Linked DNA regions of Homo sapiens: region 2 is linked to region 1. The links are chromatin loops, found by intact Hi-C in ENCODE. Cell type or tissue: heart left ventricle. All regions are shown on one strand. Each heading gives the region's core, and the rest is flanking DNA. Links, peaks and the distances in the headings are about the cores only. Region 1 overlaps GALNT17 (polypeptide N-acetylgalactosaminyltransferase 17). Region 2 overlaps GALNT17 (polypeptide N-acetylgalactosaminyltransferase 17).

Region 1 (16,822 bases), core at 5,035-13,034:
GGAGGGGCAGTCCTCCAACAGGAAGCTACCACCCATCCCATCTGGCACCTGCCTCGTGAGTGGCAGGCCAGCCACTTCATCCTGACAATCAGGAGCAAAGCACGGCTGCTGCTTCCCTTCCAAGGTGTCCCCACCACCTACCCAGCTGTGGAAGCTGCAGTTGATACCACTTGCGGGCTGAAGAGATCAGAGAACGTGAGTCTCCAGCCTCATCCTTCAAAGTCAACTGCGATTACGACCATGAGTGCAAACACTTCAATTCAAAATCATTCAAAAATGATAATCATATTAAGGGATCTGCCAAAGCCTAATAGCTCCATTACAGAAGAGAAGAACAGAAATTAAAAATAATCACTTATTGGTGCTGTTACAGAAATATATGCAACACACACAACAGTTCCAACTGAATGACAGAAAAGGAATAGACAGTGAGAAGAGGGTGGCAGCCCGATATTTGCACCAAGACATATACAGCTTTCTTGAGCTCATTGTGTTTTCTTTTCATAGGTGAAAAAGGACTCATCTTCATTCTAGATGCTTCCCCTCCTCTAAAGCCTTCAGTGGCTCACTATTCCCTTCTGAATTAAGTACAAGTTCTTCCTTGGCATCTCTGCCTCTCTTAATTCCTTTCCAGCCATCAACCCTATAGATCCTTTCGCCTGGCTACTCTATACCAGGGGTCCTCAACCCCCAGGCCATGGACCAGCACCAGTTGATGGCCTGTTAGGAACCAAGTTGCCCATCAGGAGGTGAGTGGCAGGCAAGTGAGTAAAGCTTCATCTGTACTGACAGATGAGGTTTCCCATCACTCGCATTACCGCCTGAGCTCTGCCTCCTGTCAGAGCAGCAGCGGCATTAGATTCTCATAGGTGTGCACACCCTGTTGTGAACTGTGCATTCAAGGGATCTAGGCTGAGAGCTGCTTATGAGAATCTAATGCCTGATGATCTGTCACCGTCTCCCATCACCCCCAGATGGGACCCTCTAGTTGCAGGAACAAGCTCAGGGCTCCCACTGATTCTACATGATGGTGAGTTGTAGAACTATTTCATTATATATTACAATGTAATAATAATGATTTCTGGTTGAAGGCTTGTGTCCCTGTGTTGTACATCAATGAGTGAGGCTGTAGGTATGGGAAGAGCAGGCTCCAGTGGTGGAGAGAAAAGAAGGAGCTAGAAACCAGAGACTGTGAACCAGATGCAGTGGTGCACACCTGTAATCCTTGCACTTGGGAGGCCAAGGCTAGAGGATTGCTTGAGTCCAGGAGTTTGAGAACAGACCGGGCAGCATAGTGAGACTATGTATTTCTACCAAAAATAATTTTTTAAAAAAATAACCAGGCATGGTGGTGCGCACCTGTATTCCCAGTTACTTGGGAGGCTGAGGCTGGAGAATCACTTGAGCCTGGGAGTTGGACACTGTAGTGTGCTATGATCGCACCACTGCACTCCAGCCTGGGTGACAGAGCGAGACCCCATCTCAAAAAAAAAAAGACAAAAAACAAAACAAAATCTGCTGATCCATAGCCTGTAAATCAGGGGAGTGTCTATCTCCAGAATGTACCAGAAGGCAGCCCCTTTGGACCAGTGTCTTCCACCCACCCCTCATTCCCCTGTTTGGTGACATTCTCCCGCTTGGATGCCTGCTTGTCACCATGTGGCTCGCTGTCTCAGTCACCTGTTGGGCACAAGTCCTGGTGGTGTCATGTCTTACCCTTGCTTTTCCCTGACACCTGTCATCTCTTGACATTCTCTTAGACCCCAGCCACCCGTTGGTCTCTGTTCTCTGGCAGCCATATCTCCAAATTCTATCATGATGATGGTTCCTGACCCAGGGATCAGGGGCTGACTCTATTTTCTATTTCCTGATTCCCACTGGCCTGCTGGGACTTGCTGCTTTTCTCTGACCTCAGACTCAAACAGGCTGCCGTTTTCTTTGGTCTTAGTTCTGCTTCAGCTGTTTGCTAAGCACTTTCTCATTCCAAGGTCCCACGTGCAAAACACTCATCCTCACCCCTGGAGTTGTCCTGGTATGAATGTCTGCAAATCCAACCCTCAAGGTATAATCAGTACTGAGTGTTTTCGTAGTACCGCCAACTTCTTTGGCAATCAGTAGGTTGGTTAATGCAAATTCACTCATTTCAGGCTGGGTGCAGTGGCTCATGCCTGTAATCCCAGCACTTTGGGAGGCCGAGGTGGGCGGATCACCTGAGGTCAGAGTTCAAGACCAGCTCGGGCAACATGGCAAAACCCTGTGTCTGCTAAAAATACAAAAATTAGCCAGGCATGGTGGTGCGTGCCTGTGGTCCCAGCTACTCGGGAGGCTGAGTCAGGCGAATCGCTTGAACCCGGGAGGTGGAGGTTGCAGTGAGCCAAGATCATGCCACTGCACTCCAGCCTGGCCGACAGAGCGAGACTCTGTCTCAAAAAACAAAAACAAAAACAAATTCACTCATTTCAGTGCATTTTGTTACATCAGCAACGGTGAATTCTTTTACACCATCTCCTAATACAGTAGAATAAATGTCCAATGCAGATGTTGCCCTTCTTTGGTTGTATCACACATCCAATCTATACCCACTGGCACAGGCACCAGTATTGTAAGCAAACAGGCAGGGTCTCCAGGGATTATAGGAATGTGCTCAATTTGAGCAATCAGCCTGTTTTACAGGCTCCTGCCCTGAAGCCTGTTTCTTCCTAAACCCTATATGGTCACCTAGTTGGTTAACACCGCCTCCTGACAGACCTCCCCCAGCGATTTATAGATGAACTCAAGTGAACTTTCTCATGACGGTGCTAAAGAGAGCTACAGCTCCGTTACCATCACATGCAACCTGGGTGCTGGCACGAAGGCATGATGGCTCCCTGTGCCTGCGCCACTAGGACCCCTCCTCTGCATGTGATGACACACCCTCTCCCCTCTCCATCATTCCATAAAACCCTCCTGTCACTTTCCCACGGGAGACACTGCTTTGGAGGATACTCCCATGCTCTCCTTCCTTGTGACAAGTGATCAATTCCCTATTGATCAAAGCCTGTGTTCTCATGGGGAGTTGCTTGTTACTCCCCAAGCAAATGGATCCTGTTTTGCGGGGATAACGGTAAGCCACGGTGGCCAAAAGACCAGGCAGGGAAGGAGGAGGAGAATGAGATAGGAGCACATCACTGAGACCAACAGCACCCTTTACTGGGCATCTCAATGCATCTGCTGCTACCTTAGGACAATTTGTGATTCTTTCTTTTTTTTTTTTTTTTTTTTTTTGAGATGGAGTCTCACTCTGTCCCCTGGGCTGGACCGCAGTGGCATGATCTTGGCTCACTGCAACCTCCGCCTCCCGGATTCAAGCGATTCTCCTGCCTCAGCCTCCCGAGTAGCTGGGATTACAGGCACCTACCACTACACCCAGCTAATTTTTTGTATTTTTGTAGAGATGAGGTTTCACCATCTTGGCTAGGCTGGTCTCGAACTCCTGACCTCGCGATTTGCCCGCTGCAGCCTCTCAAAGTGCTGGGATTTACAGGCGTGAGCTACCGCGCCTGGCTGATTTTTTTTTTTTTGTTTTTAATGTTGAAAATGTGTTTCTTTTTAATACATAAGACAGAAAAAAGAACCTGCACTCCAAGCTGGAGTGCAGTAGTGCAATCTCGGCTCACTGCAGCCTCGATCTCCCGGCTCAAGCAATCCTCCCACTTCAGCTTCTCAAATAGCTGGGACTATAGGCACACACCACCATGCCCTGCGAATTGTTTCCTTTTGGTAGAAACAAGGTCCCACTCTGTTGCCCAGGCTGGTCTCCGACTCCTGGCCTCAAGCGATCCTTACACCATGGCCTCTCAGAATGGTGGGATTAAAGCTGTGAGCCACTGCGCCTGGTTGATTCATAATTATTTTGAATCCTCAAAGCAGCTCCATTTGGTAGATATTATTAGCCCCATTTTCCAACTGAGGCTCAGAGGTTCAGTAACCTGACCAAGGGGAAGCATATGCAAATAAGTGCAGAACTAAGGGCAACCCAGGGGGCCTCTGATCTCTCGCCCCTCCCAGGTACCCAACTGCCTCCCAGACCAGATCATCTCACACTGGCAGCAGCTAAGAGCTCTTGCACTGGGTGAAATAAGTGATCCCACTTTGAAGATTTCTGGGAACTTGCAGCTGCTAAACACTAAAAATATAATTTTGAGGAAGGAGTTGGCTGGCTTGAATAGAATTCTCAACTGGCACATTACGGTAATTTAATGCCCAGAGTTCCAATTGCCTCTGCTATACATATAAATACCAAAAGGACAAGTCGGCTGCCTTTTAAAACAATCAAACACTGCATCCAGCTCACAAATAATCTCACAAGAAAATAGGACCCAAAGGCCAGTGCTTTGCCTTTAAGTGGAAGTAGCACTTTCACCTTTGTTGCTGAAAAGATAATTCATGCTGAAACAACAACTTCCTTCAGATTGGAAAGGGAACTGTCAAGGAATTAAGAGCATTTCCTTTTGTAGGATAAAGGAAGCCTCATCTCTGTGGGGTGTGAATTTTCACAGATGCAGAAAAAAACGCCAGTGGTGACTGAAGTTGCCAGTCTCAAAACTCATTTCCTTGGCTGACTGATTTCTGTCTGGGCTTGTTTTATTAAAACAAAGATCCACATCGAAACTCCCTAGTAAGATATTCCCTATAAGCAATTTTCTCGGGATAATACTTTTACTTTTTGGTAATCATATTTCCTTGAAGCTTTGAGAAACTGATTTGCAAATAAGCCTTGGAAGAGTGTTTTTGTAAATGCACTATGCTTCTTAAGAAGTGGTGACACATTAAGCTGTTGTCAGCCATCGACACTTTATATATACTGTGTATATATATTTTAAAGTGTCTGGTTAGCTATCTTGTGAGATGAGACATGGTTGAGTGAACATTTGGGGAAAAGAAAAAGAGAAAGGTCTAGAACAGGCATCATCAGCAAACTACACTGCCTGTTTTTGTCTGGCCAGAGAATTAAGGATTTTTTTTAACAGATGAACACTTATAACTGATTTGATGATGATGATGGGAACACTAACTTTGAACCTAAACAAAGCAACATGTCACCTGTACACACGAAAATTCAAATGTTCTCATTAGTAGACCCAGATTACCAAAAAAAAAACCTAGACTCATTAATGTTACATTTTGGATTTTGTCAATAAAATATTTGTAGAAATCAGGTTTTGCACTTTGTTTATAAGTACCCACATAATATCCTTGATTTTGCCTGGATTTACTATCCAGCCAATCAGAGAAAAATTTCACCAACCTCTGTGCTAGAAGATGAAGCCGTGGAGGAGAGTACAGTCTCTGGACTGGGAGAGACTGGCAGAAAGGTGATTGTGTTTTTGTTTTGTTTTGTTTTTGAGACAGAGTCTCGCTCTGTGGCCCAGGCTGGAGTGCAGTGGCGTGATCTCAGCTCACTGCAATCTCTGCCTCCTGGGTTCAAACCATTCTCCTGCCTCAGCCTCCTGAGTGGCTGACATTACAGGCACCCACCACGATGCTCGGCTAATTTTTGTTATTTTTAGTAGAGATGGGGTTTCACCATGTTAGCCAGGATGGTCTCGATCTCCTGACCTCAAGTGATCCGCCTGCTTTGGCCTCCCAAAGTGCTGGGATTACAGATGTGAGCCACTGCGCCCGGGTATTTAAGAGTTTCATTCTGTCACCCAGGCTGGAGTGCAGTGGCGCGATCTCGGTTCACTGCAACTTTCATTTCCCGGGTTCAAGCGATTCTCCTGCCTCAGCCTCCCGAGTATCTGGGATTACAGGCACACGCCACCGGGCCTGGCTAATTTTATTTTTTATTAGAGACAGGGTTTCATCATGTTGGCCAGGCTGGTCTCGAACTCCTGACCTCAGGTGATCCACCTACCTCAGCCTCTCAAATTGCTAGATCACAGGCATGAGCCACTGCACCCAGCTAGGAAGGTAACTTTGAAAGAATGAATGGGGACTCATGTGAAGAGAAAGTCTTGAAAGATGGATCAGCCTCCTCTTCATCTGTAAAAGGAGGGCAATAATCCCTCTTCAACTTCCAGGGCTGATGCAAGAACAACTTTGATAAAAGCTTTAGGATGTACATTCGAGAATGGCATCAGGCTAGCAACACTGACAGGGTTCCAAAAAGAAAGAAAGAGTATTGAGATTTTTGCATGGTGGAGAAGTTTTCTGAGAATGTTTTAGGACATCCTATATCAATGCAGGCACTATGGGATAAAACAAAATGAAAAGAAAGTAATTAATACCAGATGTGGTGGTTCACGCCTGTAATCCTAGAGCTTTGGGAGGCTGAGGTAGAAGGACTGCTTCAGGCCAGGAATTTGAGACCAGTGAGGCAACATAGAGAGACCCTATCTCTCCCCAAAAAAAAAAAAAAAAAATTAGCTGGGTTTGGTGGTGTGCACCTGTAATCCCAGCTACTCTGGAGGCTGAGGAGGGAGGATTGCTTGAGCCCAGGAGTCTACAGCCTGGGCCACAGAGAAAGAACCGGTCACTTTAAAAAGGTTAAAAATAAAAATAATTAATTGGGAATTAGAGGACAAAGAGCAAAATAAGATTATGTCAAGGGGGCCAGGCGCAGTGGCTTATGCCTGTAATCCCAGCACTTTGGGAGGCCAAGGTGGGTGGATCACCTGAGATCAGGAGTTCAAGACCAGCCTGGCCAACATGGTGAAACCCTGTCTCTAAACAAAACAAAACAAAACAAAATAGCTGGGTGTGGTGGCTCGAGCTTGTAGTCCCAGATACTCGGGAGGCTGAGGTAGGAGAATCACTTGAGCCCAGGAGGCAGAGGCTGCAGTGAGCCGAGAGCAGAGCGCCACTGCACTCTACCCTGGGTGATGAAGTAAGACTCTGTCTCAAAAAATAAAAAAATAAAAAAGATGATGCCGAGGGTGAGTTTAGCAGACAAAATGCAGGCTCTGACATATTACATATTTAATAACAGTGGGCCACAAACTCAGCTCCAAGCTCTTTCATCCCCACTGTAGACAGAACCGTTGGCTGGATCTGCAGTGTCTAAAAGATTTTTAATAAGAGAAAGATAGTTACTTGATCACTAAGACCCAAGAGAAATTTCTCTACTGAGTGACTTGGTCTCCTTAACCAAGTCTCCTTAACACCACTTCAGCAAATACAATAAGCTCCACAAATCTGATTTTTAAAACACTTCTCAGCATTGGCCTATGATGTTTACCCAAGGACAGTCAGGTGACAGCAATTGTTCTCGGAACCAAATGAGATTCAGGTAAGAAGACAGCTTTCTGATGGCCTTGCGTATTTAAGGGCTACAGTAGCAGCAAAATAGTTGTAAGAAAGTAGTCAAATAAAAGAGTATAATAATTTATTTTGAAACTTATGAATGGGCTTTTTCTATGCTGGACTTGCCATCTCATCCAGAGGCAGTCATTAGCCTTGATCTAGGGGAAGACTGTCAGAGCTGAGATAGAAAGAAAAGCAAAGGAGATGTTAATTTTCTGTTGTGACTATAAAATAGATTCCTGACGTTAACTGCTGAAGCAATAGTCCCTAAGCCCGGATTTCAAGCGCACGAGCCGTGCATCAGAGACAGAAAGCATTTGCTAAATTCCAAAAGCCTCCCTTTAGATATTAAGGACAGCAGACCGGTGAAGCCAGAGGATGGCGGTTGTGACAAAGCCGTGGGGCTCACTGCTGGCTCACCTTAGGATCAACGAGGGAATCTTGAAAACTTGCCTGTGTTGAGGTGCACTCCCAGACACTGGTTTGATGATGGGTCTACATCCATATTTGATTCTAAAGCACAACCAGGGTTGAGAATCACTGACATATGGGATAGTTCCAATGCCAAAAAAGGCTGATATAATTTGGATGTTTCTCCCTTCCAAATCTCATGTTGAAATGTGATCACCAGTGTTATAGGTGGGGCCTGATGGGACCTGTTTGGGTCATGAGGGCAGACCCCTCATGAATGGTTTGGCGTTCTCCCCATGGTAATGAGTTCAGTAAGACAAAGCTGCTGGGCTCACTGCTGGCTCACTTTAGGATCACCTGGGGAATCTTGAAAAATGACCTCTGTTCAGGCACACTCCCAGACACTGGTTTGATTGGTCGACATCCATATTTGATTCTAAAGCACAATCAGGGTTGAGAAGTACTGACATATGGGAAAGTTCCAGTGCCCCAAAAGACTGATATAATTTGGATGTCAGTCCCTTCCAAATCTCATGATGAAATGTGATCACCAGAGTTGTGGGTGGGGCCTGATGGGACCTGTTTGGGTCATGAGGGCAGACCCCTCATGAATGGTTTGGTGCCTTCCCTGTGGTAATGAGTTCAGCAAGATCTGGTTGTTAACGAAGACTCTAGGACCTCCCTTGTCTCTCTTGCTCCCTCTCTCACCACGTAATGCTGGCTCCCCCTTCCCCTTCCACTATGACTGAAGATGTCTGAAGCCTTCACCAGAAGCCAAGCAGATGTTGGCACCATGCTTCTTGTACAACCTGCAGAACCGTAAGCCAAATAACCCTCTTTTCTTTATAAATTATCCAGCCTCAGATATTCTTTTAGAGCAATGCAAAACAGACACACACAGAAGCTAATTCTCCCTGGGCTGGGGAATAAGTCTGGAGACAGAAGAGACAGACATAAGAGAAGGTCTCTCCTGGGGGAGTTTCAGCCTCACCCTACTGCTCACGTTGGAATTCAGGGAGTGGGTACAGAAATCTGCAAATGGGTTTGAGGATGGGAAGGCAAAGAGATGGATGTTTTGCTTCCTGCCTAGCACTCTGGCGGGAGGCAATTGTCTTGCAGCGTGCTATGGGCAGTGGGGCAGGAATGGTGGAGTGATGTTTAGGCAGAGAGAGGACCTAAAATAATGCTCTAAATGCCCACAGCCAGCTCCTGGCCTGTAGGAAATCCTGAAGTTCCTGAGTACCCCAGGCGAAGGGGAGGTGTATTAGTCAGTTCTCACACTGCTAATACAGATATACCCCAAGACTGGGTAAGTTATAAAGGAAAGAGGTTTAATGGACTCACAGTCCACATGGCTTGGGAGGCCTCACCATCATGGCGAAAGGCAAAGGAGGAACAAAGTCACGTCTTACATGGTGGCAGGCAACAGAGAGTGTGCAGGGAAACTGCCCTTCATAAACCCATCAGATCTCACGAGATTTATCCACTATCATGAGAACAGCATGGGAAAAACCCGTCCCCAGGATTCAACTACCTCCCACTGGGTCCCTCCCACGACACACAGGAGGTACAATTCAAGATGAGATTTGGGTGGGGACAGAACCAAACCATATCAGGAAGCAAAGAACTAGACAGGTTGGTTCACAAAGGGAGTCAGGGGACAGGAGGGTACCCACTGGGTGGATATCTTGCCTGAAGTTCAGAAGCAGGGCCAAGGGCATCGGCTATGAATACAGAAGGGACAAAACTCAAGATTGGGAGGTGTCAACAGAAGCCAGAAAGGTCCCAGAAGACAGGCGCAGCCCAGACACCTCTCTCGTTGCCCCAAGGCAGCACCAGCTCCCCTTGCTTCCAGGCACTATTTAAGAGGAAAGCTGGGAGAGGGAGAACTTTCAAGGGGGAAGAGCGACCCTTAACAAATAACAGCCTGTCAAAATCTTGATTTAATGGAGCAATTGTCCTGAAAGAGATGGAGTTTTCAATGGGAAGAAACTGAGTTACCTTGAAACAAAAAGATTAGTTTTCTTTTCCATCATCAGTGAACACGAGGGCTGGAGAGCAAGTTGAATTCTTATTTGGAAAAATAAAGTCACCCTTTCTTACATCTGACTTGCAACTAAAATTTAAATTGTGTTACAGGTTTTAAATTACTGTAGAAGAATGAACAGAACTTTGAGACACCAACAGATACTTAGGAGAAGGGAAGAAAAAGAACAAGGATTCAATATGAAAAACAACTTTTCTGGAAAGTAATTTGGCAGTCTGTCTCGTAAGTCTTAAAAATAAACATGTCTTAGACCTAGAAATTCTACTCTTAGGAATTTATCATAAAGGATAATAATGACTTCTGCCTCTGAGACTGTCAGATGATGTAATTTGGACCAACTCTATAGCCTAAAAAAACTAAAAAAGCTGGAAAATTTTTTTTTTTTTAAAGAGACAAGGTCTTGCTCTGTCCCCCAGGCTGGAGGGAGGTGGTGCGAACATAGCCTACTGTAGTCTCAACCTCCTGGGCTCAAGCAATCCTCCCACCTCAGCCCCCAAAGTAGCCGGGACTACAGGCACATACCACTACACTCAGATAATTTTTGCATTTTTTTTTAAGAGAGAAAGTCTTGCTATGTTGCCCAGGGTGGTCTCAGACTTCTGAGCTCAGGCAATCCGCCCACCTTGGCCTCCCAAAGTGCTAGGATTACAGGCATGAGCCACCACACCAGCCTGGATAAAATTTTTTGATCTTAATAAAACCACTGTAGATGAACAAAATGAAAATTATTAGGTTGAACTCTGGCCGAGACTAGAAAAGGGAGACAGATGCCCAGCAACTGGGTTTCCTTCTACCTTGAGGTGTGTTCCAGTCCATAAAGCGGGACTGAGAGGCTGGGTTGCACTTCTAGCCACCTCAAAAGGCCAGAAAGCCGAGAGTTGGGTTTCAGTGCCCACTAATAATGGGCAACCTGGTAAACCACCCTTCATTTTTGGCTAAAATACAAAAAGTCTGCCCTTAAGAGTAACCTGGTGGGCCGGGCACAGTGGCTCACTCCTGTAATCCCAGCACTTTGGGAGGCCGAGGCGGACGGATCACCTAAGGTCAGGAGTTTGAGACCAGCCTGGACAACATGGTGAAACCCTGTCTCTACTAAACATACAAGAAATTAACCGGGTGTGGTGGCACGGGCCTGTAGTCCTAGCTACGAGGGGGGCTGAGACAGGAGAATTACTTGACCCTGGGAGGCAGAGACTGTAATGAGCCGAGATTACACCACTGCACTCCAGCCTGGGCAACAGAGTGAGACTCCATCTCAAAAAAAAAAAAAAGAGTCACAGCCAGGCACGGTACCTACTGTATAAGGTTCTTAGGAGAACTAAAAGTATCAGAATTTGTAAAGTGCCTTCCTAGCATATAACAAGTGCTATATGCCAGGCACAGCAGCTCACGCCTGTAATCCTAGCACTGTGGGAGGCCAAGGTGGGTGGATTGTTTGAGGCCAGGAGTTCAAGACCAGCCTGGCCAACATGGCCAAACCCCGTCTCTACTAAAAATACAAAAATTAGACAAGTGTGGTGGCATGCTCCTGTAGTCCCAGCTATGCAAGAGGCTGAGGCATGAGAATTGCTTGAACCCAGGAGGTGGAGGTTGCAGTGGCCCAAGATCACACCACTGTACTCCAGCCTGGGTGACAAACCAACACCCTGACTCAAAATAAATAAATAAATAAATAAATAAATAAATAAATAAATAAATAAATAAAAAGAGCAACCTGAAAGTCAACCTGGCCTCTCTCCCAAACTGCAAGCTCACTTCATTTCCTCTGGGAAGCCCAGAAAATCTCACACCTTGCATTTCCATTAAGGGAATCAGAGGCTGTGAGCACTCCTGTGCTCTTGGCAGAAGTAAACAAAAATTCTCACTAGAGGCAGGTAACACCGTCCTCGGTTACAAATTAACTTGACAAATAACTCTTGCTTTCCCGCTCTCTCTCTCTCTCTTTTTTTTTTTTTTTTGAGACAGGGTCTCACTCTGTCCCCTAGGCTGGAGTGCAGTGGTGTGATCATAGCTCAATGTACCGTCAACCTCCCAGGCTCCAGTGCATTAGCCTTCCAAGTAGCTAGGACTACAGGTCTGTGCCATGCACCTGGCTAATTTCTTTTTGTATTTTTTTTAAGAGACAGTATTTCACTATGTTGCCCAGGCTATACATAACTTTTTCAAACACAGTAGCTAACATCTCTAACACCTAATCAAAGACAATCAAAAGCATTAGGAATCAAGAGGCCAAAAGTTAGACTTGCATGAAAATAACAGACAACAAAAGAGAGGCACAGGACTTCCAGATACTGGAACTATCAGACTTATTGGAAAACATCTATGTTTACTGTGCTTAAGAAAATTAAAAAGCAAGCTTAAAATTTTTGGCAGGAAACTGGAAATCACAAAAAGTAGCACAACATATTTGAAAAAGGAAAAAGAGAAAAATCTAAAATCAAAAAGTTCAAAAATTAAGAACTCAGTGGATCATTTATCAGCAGATTAGACACAGCTGAAGAGAGCATTAATGAACTAGAGGCTAAGACAGAAGAAACTATGAAGAATGAAGCACAGAGGGAGAAAAAGATGAAGAATAAATAAAAGAGGGTAGGCAACATAAATAATACAATGATAAGATCTGACACCAGTTTGTGAAATCCCAGAGGACAGTAAACAGGGCAGAAGAAATATTAGAAGATATAATAGATAAGAATGTCCCATAATTGAGGAAGGAAATGAACACATATATTCAAAGCTCAACAAATCTCAAGCAGAACAAATAAAAAGAAATCTATCCTTAGATACATCATAATGGGAAATTTAAAAACAAAGGCAAAATCTTGTAAAAAGCCAGAAGAGGAAATAAAAAAAATCAGAGATTTAAAAAAAGTTTTTGTACAAAACTTTAAATCAAAATATTATCGATCATAATGAAAAAATTAAAATCTTCTAAATTTATATCAATTGGGATATAATTAAGTATATTTTGGCACAGTCCATGATAAAATGAATGCAGCTATTAAAACATCATATAAAGAATACTGAATGAAGGCTGGGCATGGTGGCTCACGTCTGTAATCCCACCAGCACTTTGGGAGGCCGAGGTGGGTGGATCACTTAAGTTCAGGTGTTCAAGACTAGCCTGGCCAATATGGCAAAATCCTGTCTCTATTAAATACAAAAAAATTAGCTGGGCATAGTGGCACAGGCCTGTAGTCCCAGCTACTCAAGAGGCTGAGGCAGGAGAATTGCTTGAACCCGGGAGGCAGAGGTTGCAGTGATCCAAAATCACGCCACTGCACTCCAGCCTGGGGGACAGAGCGAGACTCCATCTCAAAAGAACAAAAAAAACACACACAAAAAAACAAAAAACAACTGAATGATATAATAAAAAGCTCATGTAATAATGCTAGTTATAAAGTCAAAACACAATCATAGCTATGTATGACCCAATATTTATTTATATACAGGTCAATAAAAGGTAATATGCTAAACCAGTTACCTATCATTATTTCTAGGTTGTAAGGTTGTGGGATACTTTTATTTTCTTCTTTAAATTTTTTCCCATGCCTTTACAATGAACCTGTTGACTTTTATAATCAGAAAAGAAGTGGTTTTGCTTAGTTTCATTTAAAAACATAACACTAGCACTCACTGTTCTCAATTTTAAATTGGGGCAGGACTCATCTGAGCTAGTAGTTATTTTGTACATAGTACATTCTAATTATTCTGTCTTTAAAGTATGTTGAGCTCTGTGCATTGAAAGACAAGCAGGAGACGGTTTTAGGTTGAAACATGGTTATTACTTGAGCAGGGTCAGAATATAGCTGAGAAAGCCACACGCTTTCTCTGGATGCTTTTACGGAGAGAATCTACTTTCTCTCAGAACCTCCTTTCCCTCGGATCCTCCTCTTCTGCATTCCCAGAAGACCCATGAAACAGAACAAGATTCTTTTTCCTCCAAAATTCTTCCAGGGGCTTGGTATGACCCCATTCCCTCCTGGGCCTGGCATATACTAAGCTGTGATAACAGAAAAGAACTTTTTCTAACACAACTCAAGGAGAAAAAAACAATTACTCTTTCGGTATAATGAAACTTACATGAAGTCTTAATGTATATTGTAATATATTTATTCATCTACCTATTTATCTATTTATGAGAAAGAGTCTCGCTCTGTTGCCCAGGCTGGAATGCAATGGCATGATCGTAGCTCACTGCAGCATCAAACTCCTTAGGCTCAAGCAATCCTCAATCCTCCGGCCTCAGCCTCCTAAGTAGCTGGGACTACAGGCATGCACCACCATGCCAGGCTAACTCATGTACTTTTTGTAGAGACAGAGTCTTACTATGTAGCCTAAGCTGGTCTCAAACTCCTAGGCTCAAGCAAGCTTCCCACCTTAGGCCTCCCAAAGTGCTAGGAATACAGGAATGAGCCACCGTGCCCAGCCAAGATCTTTTCTAATGGTCTTGTAGATGCCTTCTTTTATCACCTCTTCAAGCCATATAGGTCTAAAAGCCTATGGAATTCCATTCCAGAAACAAGTCAACAAAGGAACATATATCCAGAAAGACTGGCGACTCTGCTCGAGTAATAGAAAGGCCAGCTGAAACGTGGACTCTATCATCCCTTCCCTCCTGAAGATCACAGCACACTGAGGGATATACACAGAGGCCACCACAGTACCAGGTCCAGTAGCTGGCAAGGGGCATTCCTATCCATAACCCCCAGAGGCTCAGAAGCAAAGCTGTTTCTCCCACACACCCCACTCCCTGGCTTCCTGGCTCAGTGACGTAAACCACAAGTGCAGTCAGTTATTTCACTGGAGGCTGATTCATTGATAATGACATGGAGATGTAACACAAAGAATTAAACAAGACTCTATGGAAACAGGATTTTGGCTGCCTTTTTCCTTAATGAAAGCATTCCTTTCTGGAGGTGTCCGCTCTGAGGAAGAAGAGACAGGACACTGTATTAGTCCATTTTCACACTCCTATGAAGAAATACCTGAGACTGAATAATTTATAAAGACAAAGAGGTTTAATGGACTCACAGTTCCACATGGCTGGGGAGGCCTCACGATCGTGGCAGAAGGTGAAGGAGGAGCAAAGACATGTCTTACATGGTGGCAGGCAAGAGAGTGTATGCAGGGGAACTGCCCTTTATAAGACCATCAGATCTCATGAGACTTATTCACTATCAAGAGAACAGCATGGGAGAAACCTACCACCATGATTCAATTACCTTCTACCAGATTGTCAATGTTGAACTCTAAGGCCAGCCAGTTTCCTCCCTCCTCCCAACAAAAGAAAAGATGGTGTGGCCCATGGCCACAAGGCCAAACCCCTGTAACCCATGGGCAAGAAAGCATAAAAAAAGATTGCTGTCCTTGTCATTTGGGGGCACAGTGTGACAGGAATGCATCTCAACCACTCAAGAAAACAAAGAGATGAACAAAGCACCCAGTTTCTATTAACTTTTTTTTTTTTTTTTGAGACAGACTCCTGCTCTGTTGCCCAGGCTGGAGTGGAATGGTGCGATTTTGGCTCATTGCAACCTCTACCTTCCTGATTCAAGTGATTTTCCTGCCTCAGCCTCCCAAGTAGCTGGGATTACAGGTGCACGCCACTACACCAGCTAATTTTTAAAAAAAAAAATTTTTTATTTTTGGTAAAGACAGGGTTTCACCATGTTGGTCAGGCTGGTTTTGAACTCCTGACTTCAAGCAATCCACCCGCCTTGCCCTCCCAGAGTGCTAGGATTACAGGCAAGAGCCACCGCACCCAACTCCTCTATGAACTTTTAACTCTCTCACATGGCTCTCAACTAAATCGATTCACACAATATTAGTGCTATAAGTGTCCTTAAAAAAATCACTGTGTACAACTCATTTCTTTATCTGAAAAATAAGGAAAACAATTAGCTTCAATCCCTATTACATATGGCTAATAACCTATTGTTTAGGAAAGACTAGACAATGGGTAATAAAAGCCATTTATGAGATAGCTTTTATTGTGCTTCCTCTATCATTAGAAAACTGCTTTCATTATCAATGAAAATAGTGACAGTCTCTCCTCTCTCAGTGCGGGTTTCACTCCTGCTGCAGGCTGAAACCAGAGGCCGGGCTTAAGTTTGAAACAGAATTTAAGGCTGGGTGCGGTGCCTCACACCTGTAATCCTAGCACTTTGAGAGGGAAAGGCAGGCAGATCACCTGAGCTCAGGGAGTTCCAGACCCGCCTGGCCAACATGGTGAAACCCTATTTCTACTAAAAATTAGCTGGGCCGGGCGCAGTGGCTCACACCTATAATCTCAGCACTTTGGGAGGCCAAGGCAGGCAGATCACTGAGGTCAGGAGTTTGAGATCAGCCTGGTGAAACCCCGTCTCAATTAAAATACAAAAATTAGCCAGGTGTGGTGACAGGGGCCTGTAATCCCAGGTACTCGGGAGGCTGAGGCAGGAGAACTGCTTGAACTCGGGAGGGAGAGGTTGCAGTGAGCCAAGATCGCGCCACTGCACTCCAGCCTGGGTGACACAATGAAACTCCTTCTCAAAAATAATAATAATAATAATAATAAGACTGGGTGTGGTGTTGCATGCCTGTAATTCCAGCTACTCAGGAGGCTGAGGCACGAGAATCACTTGAAACCAGGAGGCAGAGGTTGCAGTGAGCCAGGATCACACCACTGCACTCCAGCCTGGGCGACAGAGTGAGACTCTGTCTCAAGAAAAAAAAGAAAAAAGAAAACCAAAGAAACAGAATTTAAGAAATAAAAAACCAAGATAAAGATAAAACCCTTAGTTCTTCTATTGTTTCAAGGCAGGAAAGTGGGTAAGTGGACCCATAAAAGAGTTTCTGAGAGGAGGCTAATGGCCTAACCATGGTGCCCTTGCCCAGTGGTACCATGACTTCCAGGGTCTGAGATTTCTCATCTCTGAAATGGGAAGACCAAGAACAGCTACCATTTATGGACCATTCCCTTTACCGCAGGTCCAAGGCCATGAACTTCATATATATGTAGGATCCCATTTCATTCTCACAGCAATGCTTTTAGGTGAGTAAGAGTATCTGCTTTTGAGAGTTGGAAACACTGAAGTT
Region 2 (16,822 bases), core at 3,911-11,910, 60 kb before region 1:
TCCAGTGTTTGAATTGATGCACTTAACACTTGGAAGAGTATGATTTCATTTTCTATGTGAGGAAAGCCCCAGAAGAATGCCTAGAACATTTGATTGATACAATGGGGCACTCTCATATTGGTAGCCTGCAGAACAGGCCTTCTACCAGCCCAATGGCAGAGCCGCCATGTTGCCCATTCTAGGAGTTCCATTCCCGCAGATTTTGTGCTGGGTCCCTGTTCCCCTGTGAGGTGTGCTCCAAAGCTATGCAGCCTGTGGTCCTGCCCACTGACCTCTTCGGTTGCAGGGCCACCATTCCAAAGTACCAAAAGTTGGAAAGTCTCTCACAGCAAAGGAGTTGGGTAGATTATGGTGTAAGGTTTACTGGTCTCTCCTCTCCAAGGAGGGAAAATCAAGCAGCTGCCAAGATATCCATGCAGGAATGATATTCTCTTTGTTGGTGACAAATGAAAAAAATTGAACCCCAGGGTCCATGATCAAAAGAAAGTTAGTTTACTCTTCTAAGGGAGGAGGGCAAGAGCCCTTTCTTAGTGACACAGTATGTGACCAATCTGGAAGAGAGGCCAAGGGAACCCTTCGATGAAGAATTAAAGGGTGCATCAAATAGGGTTCCATTTCTACCCTAGAATGTTATAATTTTATCACGGTTGTCAAAAACAGAAGAAAAAAATATTTTTATCTGTTGTCCATCCATCCATCTAGCCTAGGATGTTATGATCTTATCACAGTTGTCAAAAATAGAAGAAAGAAAAAATTATTATTTTTATCCATTGTCTGTCCATCCATCCATCCATCCATCCATCCATCCATCCATCTATCCATCAATCCATCAATCCATCCATCCATCCATCCATCCATCCATCCATCTATCCATCAATCCATCCATTCATCCATTCATCCATCCATCCACCCGCCTATTCAGCCATCCTTCCTACAAATATTTCTTTAAGGTTAAGTGTCATACCGGGCACCATGCTAGGCAGGTCAGGTGATACACTGATGAATAAAATCGACATAGATGCTCTTCTTAGAGAGCTTGTGATCCAAGACAGAAGAAAGCTAATGAAGTAGCTATAAGTATTTCATGTATACTGAGAAGAAAAGGAAAAGTTCAGGAGGCCACAGAGCATGATGTAAGGCAAGGGAGAAAAAAAAAAGGCGCTCAGAAGAAAGTGCGTTTATAGCAGAGTTGTTCAGGCTGGATTAATAGCTGAGTGGCTAAAACTCTCTTTACCTAAGGATCCAATTAAAATATGGGAATGCTGTATTTCTTATATCTGCATTTGAATACATGACTTAAGCCTATAATTAACATAGTTTTTAAAAAATGCAACTAAGTGTAATCTCAGACCCATATCCTGTCTCTTGGGCTATCTACTAAATCCCCTATTAGCAACTAAACAAAGTCCATTGTCCCACAGGCAGTAATTTGGTCTTCAGTGTCATCTGAATTTGCAAGCCAATGTGAATTGAGAATCAGAATAAACTTGATATTTATCCAAAGGGAAAAAATGCTTATTGATGCCAGAAAAAAAAATGACAACCAGAATAGCTGAAGAGGTCAGCAGAAACTTGACACTGACAAGGCTTTATGCTTCTGACAATTATTCCTTTTCTGTCAAAAAGGTTTGGTGCATAAAGAAAAGGCAAATATTTAAGGTGACAGATATCCCACGTACACTGACTTGATCTTTGAAAATTACACGAATACATTAAATGATCACATCAACCCCAAAACTATGTATATCCGTTATGCATCAATTAAATAAAGGTTTTGTGCCTTTTTTTGTTAATTCCAATTTATTTAAAAATTACTCTCTGAGTGACAAGAATGGTTTCAAAAACTTTTATTTTTAAAACAGTTTTTGTGACTGTAATTTTTTAATTTATTAGAAACAGGGTCTTGCTCTGTCACCCAGGCTGGAGTGCAGTGGCATGATCATAGCTCATGGTAACCTCAAACTCTTGGGCTCCATTCTACCAGAAGTACAAAGAAAAACTGATATCAAGCCTACTGAAACTATTCCAAAAAATCAAGGAAGAGGGGCTCCTCCCTAACTCATTCTATGAAACCAGCATCAGCCTGATACCAAAATCTGGCAGAGATGCAACAAGAAGGAAAACTTCAAACCTATATCCCTCATGAACACAGACGCAAAAGTCCTCAACAAAATACTAGCAAACTGAATTCAGCAGCACATCAAAATGTGAATACACCATGATCACACAGGCTCTATTGCTGGGATACAAGGCTGGCTCAACTTATATAAATCACTAAGTGTGATTCACCAACAGAACAGAATCAAAAACAAAAACCATACAATCATCTCAATAGACAGAGAAAAGGTTTTCAATAAAATCCAACATCCCTTCATGATAAACACCCTCGAAAGACAAGACATCGAATGAACATACCTCAAAATAATAAGAGCCATCTATGACAAACCACAGCCAACATCATGCTGAATGGGCAAAAGCTCAAATTGTTCCCATTGAGAACTGAAACAAGACAAGGATACCCACTCTCTCCACTCCTATTCAACATAGTACTGGAAGTCCTAGCTGGAGCAATCAGCCAGGAGAAAAAAAGAAAAGGCATCCAACAGGAAAAAAAGATCCAATGATCTCTCTTCACTGACAATAAAACTGTATATCTAGAAAACCCTAAAGACTCTGCCAAAAGGCTCCTTGAGTTGATAAACGACTTAAGTAAAGTTTCAGGATACAAAATCAATGTACAAAAATCAGTAGCATTTCTGTACACCAACAATCTCCAGGCTGAGGGTGAAATCAAGAACACAATCCTACTTAAAATAGCCACAAAGAAAATGAAATACCTTGGAATACAGCTAACCAAGGAGGTGAAAGATCTCTACAAGGAGAACTAGAAAACACTGCTGAAAGAAACCAGAGATGACAGAAATAAATGGAAAAGCATTCTATGCTCATGGATTAGAAGACTCAATATCATAAAAATGGCCATATGGCCAAAAGCAATTTACAGATTCAATGTTATTCCTATTAAACAACCAATGTCATTCTTCACGGAATCAGAATAAACTATTCTAAAATTCATATGGATCCAAAAAGGAGCTCAAATAGCCAGAGCAATCTTGAGCTAAAAGAACAAAACTGGAGGTATCACACTACTGGACTTCAAACTATACTACAAAGCCACAGTAGTCAAACCAGCTTGGTACTATAGGCCAATGAGCAGAACAGAAAACATGGAAATTAAATGCACACCTACAACCATCTGATCTTTAAAAAGGCTGCCAAAAAGAAGCAATGAGCAAATAACTTGCTACTCAATAAATGGTGCCAGGACAACTGGCTAGCCATATGCAGAAGATTGAAGCTGGAACCTTATCTTTGACCATATACAAAAATTAACTCAAGATGGATCAAAGATTTAAATATAAGACCTCAAACAATAAAAATCATGGAAGACAACCTAGGAAATACTCTTCTCAGCATCAGCCTTGGCAAAGAATGTTTGGCTAAGTCCCCAAAAGCAACTGTAACAAAAACAAAAATAGACAAGTAGGACCTAATTAAACTAAAGAGCTTCTGCAAAGCAAAAGAAACTATCAACAGAGCAAACAGACAACCTATAGAACGGGAGAAGATATTTGCAAATTATATATCCAGCAAAGGCCTAAAATCCAGAATCTATAGGGAACTTAAGTCAACAAGCAAAAAGCAAATAGCCCCATTAAAAAATGGGCAAGGGACATGACCAGACACTTCTCAAAAGAAGACATATAAGTGAGCCAACAAACATGAAAAAATGGTGAGCATAACTAATGATCAGAGAAATGCAAATCAAAACCACAGTGAGATACCATCTCATACCAGTCAGAATGGCTATTACTAAAAAGGCAAGAAACAACAGATGCTGGCATGGCACGGGAGAAAAGGGAATGCTTACACACTGTTGGAAGGAATGTAAATTAGTTCAGCTGCTGTGGAGAGCAGCTTCAAGATTTCTCAAAGAACTTAAAACAGAGCTGCCATTCGAGCCAGCCATCCCATTACTGGGTATCTATCCAAAAGAAAAGAAATCATTCTACCAAAAAGACACCTGCACTCGTATGTTCATCACAGCACTATTCACAATAGCAAAGACATGGTCAACCCAAGAGCCCATTAATGGTAGAATAAAGGAAATGTGTTACATATACACCACAGAACACTAGGCAGCCATAAAACAAATGAAATTATGTCCTTTGCAGCAACATGAATTGAGCTGGAGGCCATTATCCTAAGTGAATTAATGCAGAAACAGACAATCAAATCCTGCATGTTCTCACTTATAAATGGGAACTAAACACTCAGCCCACATGGAGATAAACACAGGAACAACAGATATTGTGGACTACTAGAGGGTTTGCAGGGGGTGGGTTAAAAAAACGATCTATCGGCTGGGCGCAGTGGCTCATACCTCTAATCCCAGCACTTTAGGAGGTCAAGGTGGGTGGATCGCCTGAGGTCAGGAGTTTGGGACCAGTCTGGCTAATATGGTGAAATCCTGTCTCTACTAAAAATACAAAAAAAAATTAGCCAGACATGGTGGCAAGTACCTGTAGTCCCACCTATTCGGGAGGCTGAGGCAGGGGAAGTGCTTGAACCAGGGAGGTGGAGGTTGCAGTGAGCCGAGATCGCGCCACAGCACTCCAGCCTGGGTGACAGAGCGAGATTCCATCTCAAAACAAACAAACAAACAAACAAACAAACAAACAAACAAACAAAAGCAGCCAGTTGCTCATGCCTGTAAACCCGGCACTTTGGGAGGCCAAGGTAGGTGGATCACGAGGTCAAGAGATCGAGACCATCCTGGCCAACATGGTGAAACCCTGTCTCTACTAAAAATACAAAAATTAGCTGGGAGTGGTGGTGGGCACCTGTAGTCCCAGCTACTCGGGAGGCTGAGGCAGGAGAATTGCTTGAACCTAGGAAGTGGAAGTTGCAGTGAGCTGAGATTGTGCCACTGCACTCCAGCCTGGTGACAGAGACTCCGTCTCAAAAAAAAAAAAAACAAAAAAACCAACCCCCCCCGCCCCTGCAAAAAAAAAACCAAAAATACTATCTATCAAGTACTATGCTTACTACCTGGGTGATGGAATCCATACTCCAACCTCAGTATCATGCAATATTCCCATGTAACAAATCTGCACATGTACCCCCATATCTAAAATAAAAGTTGAAATGCAAATGAATAAGTAAATAAATAATATTGTATAAATAATATTTACTATATAATTAAGTATATAACTGATACATAATCACATATATAATAAAATTATATGTGGCATAATTAATATATTTATATATTCATATAGTTAATAGTATTTAATGTGTAATTAATATATTTATATATTAATATAGAACTAATATATTCATATATAAATTAGTTAATTATTAACCATATGATATAATAATTATTTATTCTTAATATGATTCTTATAAGAATTATATATTCTTAATTATATAATGTATACTTTTATAATATAATATGCAATACATAATTATAATATATAATATGATTATATAATTAACTAATGTATACACTAATATATTAGTTACATATTAACACATAATATATAACATATAAATATAATATATAATGTAAACAAATTGTAATTATATATTATATACATCAATCACAATATATTATATATTATAATGTATTATATTACATGTTATGATTATAATTATACATTATATATTTATATTACATATAAATATAAAATATATAAACTGTACATCCAATAAAGGCCTAATATCCAGAATATCAGATTATATAGTTATATGTAATTATTATATATTTATATTACATATAATGTATTAACATATCAAATATTTATATATTAGTTATTAGTTATATATTAGTATATAATTAATGATATTTACTAAATAAATAATAAAAATAATAATAAAAAAATATTTCCAGGAGAGAAGCACACAGCTGGAAAGGAAGAAGACTGGCCAGTTCATATGGTAAAAAAGAGCCAACAAAAGGTGAGGTTGAGGAGCGAGTGAGGACAAGAGAAGCAATCAAGTCTCTGAGAGGACGGGGGGGAAAGAATCTGGAATTTACTTGTCTTCAAGTTCAGCTTCAGACACTACTGTGAATCGCCCACCCTAGGGTACTCGAACAGACTAGATTCTAGTAAGAGCCCCAGTCTTGACCACCTGCCAGGCGCATTCTGATCTTCACCACTGACAAAGCCCCACTCTCTGATGATCTAAGAGTGCCCTCCCATCCCACCCAACTGGGAGCTCGTCTATAGGCACATTGGTTCAATCTTACAGACACTCAGTCTCGCCCAACTAAGAACCACATTCAAAACTGGGATCGAGGTTTCTGAATCCAAATTCTGGGCTTTTCCTGCTGCCTTGTGCTACACCTGCCCTGGACAGAGGTGGGCAAGACGACACCTCCTCCCCTGCTATCCTCAGGGGAAAGCTCCTTCCTTTCCTCCTGTCAAGCCGAGTGGAGGCTAAGCCTCTTCTCATGGTCTCATTCATTCAGAGTTCCTTGGAGAGAAAAGAGGTTGATGCAGAGTAAAAAGTAAGAAAGCACTTTGAGGCCGGGCGCGGTGGCTCACGCCTGTAATCCCAGCACTTTGGGAGGCCGAGGTGGGTGGATTATTTGAGGCCAGGAGTTGGAGACCAGCCTGGCCAAAATGGTAAAATCCTGTCTCTACTAAAAATACAAAAAATTAGCAGGGCGTGTTGGCATGTGCCTGTAGTCCCAACTACTTGGGAGGGTGAGGCAGGAGAATCCTTTGAGCCCAGGAGGCAGAGGTTGCAGTGAGCTAAGATTGTGCCACTACATTCCAGTCTGGGTGACAGAGTAAGACTCTGTCTCAAAAAAAAAAAAAAAAAAAAAAAAAAGTGCTTTGCTCCTAAAGTGCAGATAGAAAAAGGGCACCAAGGTGCTTTAATTTACTGCACAGGCTGGAAAAGCCACATCTGGGGCCCATGATCTCAGTATCAGTGACTCGGAGGTCTCGCTGGCAGATGGAGGGCCAGGGACATAAGTGACTCAGCCTGGGACAAGGGGAGCACAGCAGGCTAGCAGAGTGGAAGCCAGTCTGGATAAAGTCCCAATTGAGCCACTGCAGCTAAAATTAAATATGACAAATGGCCTGTTCAGTTACATTAGGCACTGGCAATGGGGCCTCTGCAGGCTATGTGCTGAAGCGCTGGCCTTGTCATCTCCCCAGCAGCCTCCCAGTCAGGGCTATATTCCTTCCACCAAAAGCTGCCACAGTGGTGCTGGAAGATTCTTGCCAATCACGCTGGTCTTGAAACAAGCCACCTTGGCAACAAACAGTAATCCGTGTCCTTCTTGAGGAGCACTAGAAATGTGAGGCTGGACATCATGGGCTGAGTATCCCTTATTCGAAGTGCTTGAGACCAGAAGTGGTTTTTTTTGCTTATTTCCCTCCCTTCCTCCCTCCCTCCCTCCCTCCCTCCCTTCCCTCCCTGTTTCTTTGTTTTTCTGTTTCTTTCTCTCTCCTCTTTGTTTCTTTCATTCTCTCTCTTTCTCTATTACTTTTTTCTCTTTCTCTGTTTCTCTTTCTCTGTTTCTTTCTCTTTCTGTTTCTTTCGCTCTCTCCACTTCTTTTTCTTTCTGTTTCTTTTTTTCCTTTCTCTTTCTTCCCTCCCTCCCTTCCTTCCATCCTTCCTTCCTTTCTTCCTCTCTGTCTCTTTGTCCTACCCTCCCTTCCTTTCTTTTTTTGAGAAAAGGTCTCACTCTGTCACCAGGCTGGAGTGCAACAGTGTGATCACTGCTCGTTGCAGCTTTGAACTCCTGGGCTCAAGCAATCTTCCATCTCAGCCTCTTGAGTGGCTGGAACCACAGGCATGCACCAATATGCTTGGCTAATTTTTTGTAGAGATGAGATCTTGCTATGTTACCTAGGCTGATCTGCAACTCCTCAGAAGCATTTCAGATTTTGGATCTTTTCAAATTTGGGGATATTTGCACTGTATTTAACAGGCTGAGCATCCATAATTTGGAAATCTGAAATCCAAAATGTTCCAAAGAGCATTTCTTTGAGTCATATCTGTGCTCAAAAAGTTTCAGATTTTGGAGCATTTTGGATTTCAGATTTTTTGGATTAGAGATACCCAACCTGCTCCCTATGACTTCTTGGCTCTCTCCAGAAGGAAAATTTGGGTTGATCCAACTTAATGTGATCACAAAAGTTTGGGGGATTAGGGCTTTTGTTTTGTTTTGAAATACTAACTTTGTTGGTGACAAGTCTAAACAGTTTTATCATAAAATCCTGCACTATGAGGACTAAAATAAAAAGTAATAGGTCTTGTAGTGAGTGATCCAGATCTGAAACAAATCAGAGTTCTTGACTCTCCATGTTATGAGTTTTTTGTGTGTTTGTTTTAAAGAGACAGGGTCTCACTCTGTCACCCAGGCTGCAATGTAGTGACTCGATCATATCTCACTGCAGCCTTGAAATCCTGGGCTCAAGTGATCCTTTTGCCTCAGCTGGGACTACAGGTGTGCATCACCATGTCCAGCTAACTAAAAAAAAAAAAAAAAAAAATCATAGAGATGGGGTCTCGCTATGTTTCCCAAGCTGGTCTCGAACTCCTGGGCTCAAGTAATCCTCTTGCCTCAGCCTCCCAAAGTGCTGGGATTGAGATTTTATACCTGATTTTTCTGAAATTATGTGTTCTGGAGCCAACAAAGACAGAGGGAGGTTGCTAAAAATACCCAGACATAAGCCTCTGACCAGCAGAGGAGACAGAATGCAATGAACTGGAAAGTCCCTCCAAGCTCTCTATGCTCATTGGTCCTCCCAAAAAGCAGAGGCTACTCATGGAAAGAAGGATTTGGCTGAAACGTCTGCAGAGTGACACTGCTTCCCAGGGCTGCTTAATGCTGACCTTTTGACATTCTCGCCTTTGATTTCCTTAATGTGATTGCTCTGTTTCTTTGCTGTCTGACAAACGGTCAATTCCTGTTTGTCTTCTAATAAATGGGCTGATTAATGCTGGGGGAAAAAGAGACCAACAGAAAATCCTCATTGCCATCTACAAATAACTTCAAAGTAAATCATCTACCTTTTGCTTTCTTCTTTGAACTTTTAAATTTTTATCACATACGAATGTACCATCATTAGCTCTCCCTGGCAGCATCTATCCCTTGATGGAGTAACCGCCTCTCAAAAAAGATCATGCTTTTCTGAACATGCTGTATTTTTGGCTGCAGCCCTGAACTGCTGGGAATGCAATTGCTTTTTAATTGGAACCAACAACCAGTGTTGGCTTGGATTCAGAACTAGCCTCCCCGCATCAGAAACGTCTACTGGAGTCTGGTGATAGGCGAGAGGGGGGCCGTTAACCACCTTCAGGCTGTGAATCCCCAGGGGGAAGCTCTGTTTGTACCTGGTATCTTGGCTGGCTCAGAAAACAGAATTTCCATTTTCTGACCAGATAAAGAAATACTTGTCATTGATGGGGACTGGCAAACCGAAAACCGAATGGTTCATGCAGGGAATTTTCACCCTGCCCAGTTTATGTCTGCATGTGTGAGAATAAACTAGGAGCTTGGATGAAAGGGAACAAAATAATCACAAAGGAAATTTCTAGTGTTTTCCATCAACATGACAGACCAAAATGTCCTTTCCTTTCCAAAGGGAAACAATTGCAGGAATCGGTTCCCTTGTCTTTTGTTACTGAGGGAATAATCAGCATTCTGTAAAGAAACCCATCGCTTCAGGTTCTCATCCTATCAAGCAATTATTTATAATTTACAGCCTATTAATACAACAGCACATCTCATCTACGCTGTGTGCCAAAAAGCTCACACTTAATCAGAATATTAGCACCATGGCTTGCTGAACACAACCTCTTCTTTACGCATTCCTTTAACTAATTTCGACCCAATGCACGAAGAGCGTGGAGCTGGATGCTGGTGGTCCACGTTGCAATGCAGGCAGAGTAATTATGCACAATATAAAATGACAAATATTTAGTGTCTAAAGGTCTATTTCCATATGCCCAATTCTTCAGATGGGGTATGTGGTTGTGCTAGAGTTAGCCACAGTGCAATGTGGGATGAAAATCCAAAGGCATAGAATCCAAATGCAAACAAAAAATCCAAAGCATTCGGGTCAATGTCCTGTTTCTCCTACTCACACTAACTCAAGTGTGACCTCAAATTCCTTTGCTCTCATAGTCTAAGTTTGAAAAAATCTTCTGCACTGGGGGAACATTCCATTTGAATTTAATGTACATTGTCAATACAAACTGAGCAGGGTTTCCAAGAACAAAAAGAACAAAGACATCTATTTTGGCCTGAATGATGCCGATTGCTTCAACCAAGAGATGGCACCAACTTGCACCCAAATTGTGGCTGGGTGGTAAGTGTGTGGATCATCCAAGCTCATCTCCTGTGCTTCTCATTGGAGATTTTCCTCTCCAGATAAGGCGGCCCCTAAGCTGTACCACACACTCCCAATACTCACTTTCTCTCTCTGCTTGAGGTCATTTTCTTCCATCCATCCCTTTACTGACACAATGCTTTCCATTTTGCAACATCAGGGCATCCGAGGTTATTCTACACCATGGTCTTCCGCTTTGTCCAAATTCCTTTAGCATTTTCATGGCACTAGATAATACATAATTTCTCCATTTTCCTAGGAGTTTAATGTGTGCATGCCACCATGCAAGTGCGTGTTTTTTTTGGATGTATGACTGCTCTAGACCGTGACAAGAGTTCTTTGTCATCAAGGAAACATTTATCTTGGATTTGTGTGCTCCAGACCTTCTGCAGGGGCACAGTGAGGAAGAGGAGGAGCAGAGAGATTCCTAAAGGAAGTGGGTCAGGGCACAGAAGCGTATAAGCTATTGGGAAGAAGACAAAGCAACTGATATTTGTTTCTCTGTGATATCACAGGGTCAAATCAAATATAAGCAGAGGAAGAGTCCCAGGATGGAGGGAATGATGACTGGTAACTAAAAGTCAGCTAACACTGGGCTGGATCTTAAAATCCAGTGAGTTGGATGGGGTCCACGTGGAATGGGCCTTGAGTGCCCACCCCAGAGGACAGATTTCAATCAGACAGTAGAGGGATATAACCAATGTTTCTCATGAGGGAACAACAGGACTCTATCTGCCTTAGCAAGAAGAGACAGCTGGAAGATCCCATGGTGGGGAGGAATAATGGTCTCGGGGAAAGAAGGCACTGGAGTAGAGAGTAGGTTTTGCTGCGAGATAATCTGAAGGAGCCCAGGGGAAACCTGTGGATGAATGGGATGTGAAGCATAAAGAAGACAGTGGAGACAAAAGATCAGACAGAAGCTCAGAGGTTATGTGGCCAGTGGACTTTTTTTTTTTTTTTTTGAAATGGAGTCTCGCTCTGTCACCGCTCAGGCTGGAGTGCAGTGGCGTGATCTCGGCTCACTGCAACCTCCGCCTTCCAAATTCAAGGGATTCTCCTGCCTCAGCCTCCTGAGTACCTGGGATTACAGGTACATGCCACCATGCCTGGCTTATTTTTATATTTTTAGTAGAGAAGGGGTTTCACCATGTTGGCCATGCTGGTCTTGAACTCCTGACCTCAGGTGATCCGCTCACCTCAGCCTCCCAAAGTGCAGGCATGAGCCACCGCATCATGCCTTTTTGATGGAGATTGAATATTCCTGATTTCTCCAGAATCTCATGTAATAATAATGACCACATTAAAAGCTGTGTATTTCCCTTTGGACATTATTTTGGCAACATTCCTTGGATTCTGATAAATATTGTTGTCACTGGCAATAATTTTTTAGCAGCCTGTTAGGATATTTTTGGTTTTCTCCTTTGCCCCAGAATGCTGTATTTAGGGAAAATTTTTTATTTTCTTTTAGTGAGAGACAGGGTCTCACTCTGTCACCCAGGCTGGAGTGCAGTAGTATGATCCTAGCTCATTGCAGCCTTGGGTTCAAGTGATCCTGCCACCTCAGCCTCCTGAGTAGCTAGTCCTGAGACTACAGATGTGCACAACCATGCCCAGTTATTTTTTAAAGAGATAGAGTCTTGCTACGTTGCCCAGGTTGGTCTCAAACTCCTGACCTCAAGCGGTCCTCCTACCTTGACTTACCAAAGTTCTGGGATTACAGGTGTGAGTCACCACACCTAGTCATTTAGGACCATTTTAATGGCTAGGATATCTTTCCATCAGGGGTCTTTTTATTTAATTCTATATTATCAATTTTTGATTTTATTATATTGTGATCGGAGAATAAGGTCTGTAAATTTTCTACTTTTTAAGGTCTATGAAAATTTTGCAGCTTAGTAGATCAATTTTTGTGACTGATTCATGGACACAGTTAAAAAGACATTACATTCTCTTTTTGGGAGGTATTAAAGTTCTAAAAAATGTCTATTAATTATATGTGTTCATTCACTCATCATATAATTGATGAATAAATATTTATCGATTGAGCCTAATTATACTTTTCACATCAGCTATATAAATTCTTTCTCTTAAGAATGAATAAAACCTACTAATAGCACAATTAGATAGTTATTAATAATAACTTAGTAATAATTAAGTTATTATTGACTATATGGTGACACCATATACTCATATTATGTACATAGTATATAGTCACACTATATACATATAGTATACATTAAAATAACTTGAAGAATGTAATTGGATTGTCTGTAATTCAAAGGATAAATGCTCAAGGGGGTGGATATCCTATTCTCCATAATGTGATTTTTATGCATTGCATGCCCGTATCAAAGCATCTCATGTACCCCATAAATATATACACCTACTATGTACCCATAAACAAATTTTAAATAATAAAAATGAAAAAAATTATTTCTCTCTTTCTCTCTCTCTGTTTTCTCAGTTTGCTGTGAGTTAAGAATGGTGGAACAACAATGTCTACTTTCTTGTTGCAACTCCCATTCGCCTGATGCATTGAACTTGCTTTCTTTCTTCACCTCCACAGTGGCTGGTTCTTTGGCCTCTTCTTCAAGCCTTCACGGCTTACAAAAAGGAACGTTGGTGACCTCAGTCCTCATCTTTCAGGTCTATGGTACCCGACTCCCTCTCAAATGCTCACTCATTCTGAATCCATAATCCACACAGACAAGTCCAGACAAAAGATTCAGAATAAACGAACCAATGCCGGGGAAATAGATAAAAGGCACATCCTTTGGTATAGACATCAAGGCTGTGATGTGGATCCTGAGTGAGAAGACTTAGACAGGCAGAGCATGCTAGAATGGCTTTGATCAGGAAGAGTAAAAGATGGCTGGGTGCAATGGCTCACACCTGGAATCCCAGTACTTTGGGAGGCTGTAATGGGAGGATCACTTGAGCCCAGGAGTTTGAGATGAGTCTGGGCAACAAAACAGGACCCCATCGCTACCAAAAAAAAAAAAAATTAGCTGGGAGTGGTGGTAAGCACCTATAGTCCCCAGCTACTTGGGAGGCTGAGGTGGGAGGAACACTTGAGCCTAGGAGCTCATGGCTGCAGTGAGCTATGATTGCACCAGTGCACTCCAGCCTAGGTGACAGAGCAAGACCCCATTTCTAATAATAATAATTATTAATAATAAAGGATTCCCAGTTCATCTCCAGTTGCTGGTTTTTCGGTCTCTTCTTCAAGCCCTCACTACTCACAAAGGGTCTTCTATGACCCCAGTCCTCCACTTTCAGCTCTCCACTGGTACCTGACTACTCCTCAAATGCTGGGATAAAAAATGAGATGGTGTTTGCTATGAACCTGGCCAGACAGTGGAGGAAACCAAGCACAATTCAGGTCTCCCTTTGCTGTTACAATAGCAGAGCTCAAAATTATATGATGGTACTTGAGAATTTCATTATGTTGATACTACTTGTATTTGTGTAACACTTTTCATTTTATTTTGGTTTTTACTAAGGTTATTGTGATCCTGACATTTACTGCTCACTGACTGTCCACGTGACACCTCCATCCCAACCCAAGTCCTGTCCCTTCCCCCTCCCCCAACCCCTGGTAGATGGATGGAGCCAGCAACTGCATGAGTGGCAAGTGGGAAACAGTATCCATCACTCCAGGATCAAAGCATTTCAGAACAAAACTGGCCCATGAGTCTCCATTCTTTCTTTCCTGCTGCAGTGACCTGAAAGCCAGATTCAGGGGGTGAAACTCTCAGATGACTATATGATTTATGTACTCACATGCACGTTTCTGAGAGTAAAAAGAGGTATTAGTGATCATTATGTCAGCTCAACAGGAATAATTCAGAACTTTCCTGGGGAAAACAGAATATGGGCTCCCTATGTCATGTAAGTGGGATGCAGATTGGATCCCTGAGTCACCACCTGGAAGGAAACTGCTCTAGAGAGTCATTCAACTCTCACTGGATTTTACAGGTATGAGACATAAGTTTTGTGTGTGAGGCAACTGAAAGTTCAGGACTAAGTTGTTACTGTAGCATAGCTTATCCTATCTTAACTTAGTTCAGTGTGCATCCCAAGGAAGTTAACCATCAAGAAGGAAGAAGGAAGTCTGGTTCACATTTGGTTTACTCTATTGAGAAAGTACCAAGAGAAAAGTGAAAATCAAGGGATAGATTGTTTTCCTCTTTTAATCTGTGGGGTTTTTTTTCTCCTTTTCTTTGGGAAATTATGTTTTTCATAGATTATATCTTTATGTCTTACAACCCTGGCAGGTCATCTTTTCTCATTTTCCTTCAGCAGTATTTCTTGAGTTTATCTCTTTATATCTTTCAGTGTTAATTTGCTCTTCAGTGGAAATTAACAACAAACAAATAGTACGTGTCATGTTTTCTAACAGTTTTATTCCACTTGCTTATTACCTGCCACCCTGTTTATGATTAATAGGTATAAAGCCCTCCTCTATCTTATTGAGAATTTGTAAAAATTGTCTTCCAACTTTTCTATGTGTTTCAAGTAAGAAATAATTAGATCCACCTTTAAACTCTTACGACTTTATTGTTTTGTGTTACAAAATGTTCTCACAGGCTTTAGATTTTTTAAGTTTATTCATATTCTTTCATCATCAATTTACTGAAGTCAAGAATTCAAACAAAATTCTTTAGTGAACTGATGATGAACTCCTTTAGTTTCTCAGGCAGTATTAGAAGTATTTTTAGTGGGCTTCTCACCATATCGCTATCTTGGGTATCAATTTGTATTTTCCTTTTTTTCTCTTAGGTAGGGTCTCACTCTGTCACCTAGGCTGGAGTGCAGCGATATGACCATGGCTCACTGCAGCCTTGAACTCCTGGCCTCAAGCAATCCTCCCACCCCAGCCTCCCAAAGTGCTGGGATTACAGGTGTGAGCCAACACTCCTGGTATCAATTAGTATTTTAACAAGGCATCTATCCAAGAAGGTGATCTTGTGGGGATGGGCCATTTGTTTCTGACCACCAAATTACTGTGTAGCTTTACTTTCCACCCCCACTACCCTTGTCTTTCAGATTTACTGTACACTGCATTCATACCGCATATGGCTTCTTGAATATATCAGTGTATCTCATCCAGTTGTAGAGAACTGTGATCCAGAATTATGAGCAGAAAAAATCAAGATGGGATTCCCACATGTGTATGTGAATACCTGCCAGCACATATGTGGGCAGGAACAAGACTTGATGATGGCTAATGCTGACAGAAGTAAACCCAACGAAACCAAGGACCTCCTAAGAAATATTCACTCATCACAGGCCTGTTTATATACTAGGAGAACAGAGGATGATGAAGGTGGGTATCTGGCCCACGAAGAGATAAGACAGTCTAATCAGACTACTGGGTACCACGTGCAAGAACCTTGACATATGTGAAGATGGAAGTGTGCTGTTGCTGCCACAAGAGAAGAGCAGATGCTATTACAGGTCAGTAAAAACAGGAACTCACTCAGATGGAAGATGATAGGAGAAAGGACAGTTTCACAAAAAGGTGTCACTCCAAGAGTTATAGAGCCTCCTTTACACTCCTTGTGTGAAGCGCTGTTCATCTAAGCATGCTGACCACCAAAGGTGACAGATTCGGAATGGGGTGAGTAACTTTCGAAAGAGTGTTGCACTCTTTTCAAAATAGTCACAGTCCATAAGCATTTAAATGGGTAAGTGGTTGGGCGCAGTGGCTCACGCCTGTAATCCCAACACTTCAGGAGACTAAGGCAGGCAGACTGCTTGAGCCCAGGAGTTTGAGACCAGCCTGGGCAGCATAATGAAACCCTGTCTGTACAAAAAAAAAAAAAAAAAAAAATACAAAAATTAGCTGAGTGTGGTGGTACACACCAGTAGTCCCAGCTAATTGTGAGGCTAAGGTGGGAGGATCCCTTGAGCCAAGGAGGCAGAGGTTGCAGTGAACTGAGATCACAGCACTGCACTCCAGCCTGGGTGACAGTGGGTGATCCTGTCTCAGTCAATCAATCAACCAAATGGGTAAGCCTCATTCACTGTGCTACAGTGGGTGATCCTGTCTCAGTCAATCAATCAATCAAATGGGTAAGCCTCATTCACTGTGCTATTAGCTATGATGTAGATTCGGGTTAGGGCTAGATCAAGCCTTCCTTAGGCTAAATGAATTTCTGTTTCCTATGTATTCTCTCTCTTGAAACACCATCAGAGTCAAAATTCATTCTGCACCCTGGAGTCCTCTTCTCTAACCCCAGATTATCCTGGGCACATCAGTTTTATTTTGCTAATGACACCTTATTGTAACTATTGAGTTGTTTGTTTTCTCCTTTGAGAACAAAACTGATAAGTTCTTCACCTTTCTTTTTTTTTTTTTTTGAGATGGAGTCTCACTCTGTCGCCAGGCTGGAGTGCAG

The links. Hi-C counts contacts between places; a loop is a spot of excess contacts. Peaks named below come from ENCODE experiments on the same cell type or tissue, not always from the same donor. Only the 100,000 strongest peaks of a DNase experiment are listed, where the experiment ranks them.
Region 2: a loop joins it to region 1, with 3 times the contacts of the local background. A loop is called at or near these places in 3 of 110 quality-filtered maps.

What each region holds. Positions count from the first base shown.
Region 1 is chr7:71,546,636-71,563,457 of GRCh38, reverse strand. All of the region lies in intron 5 of GALNT17 (polypeptide N-acetylgalactosaminyltransferase 17), which reads right to left. Among named protein-coding and RNA genes, the nearest start is that of MIR3914-1, 250 kb to the right of the region's middle. In heart left ventricle, for the core only: no CTCF peak of the experiment used is centred there; no DNase peak of the experiment used is centred there.
Region 2 is chr7:71,605,547-71,622,368 of GRCh38, reverse strand. All of the region lies in intron 6 of GALNT17 (polypeptide N-acetylgalactosaminyltransferase 17), which reads right to left. Among named protein-coding and RNA genes, the nearest start is that of MIR3914-1, 310 kb to the right of the region's middle. In heart left ventricle, for the core only: a CTCF peak has its summit at 7,191; a DNase peak (open chromatin) is centred at 7,038; H3K27ac peaks cover 3,706 bases.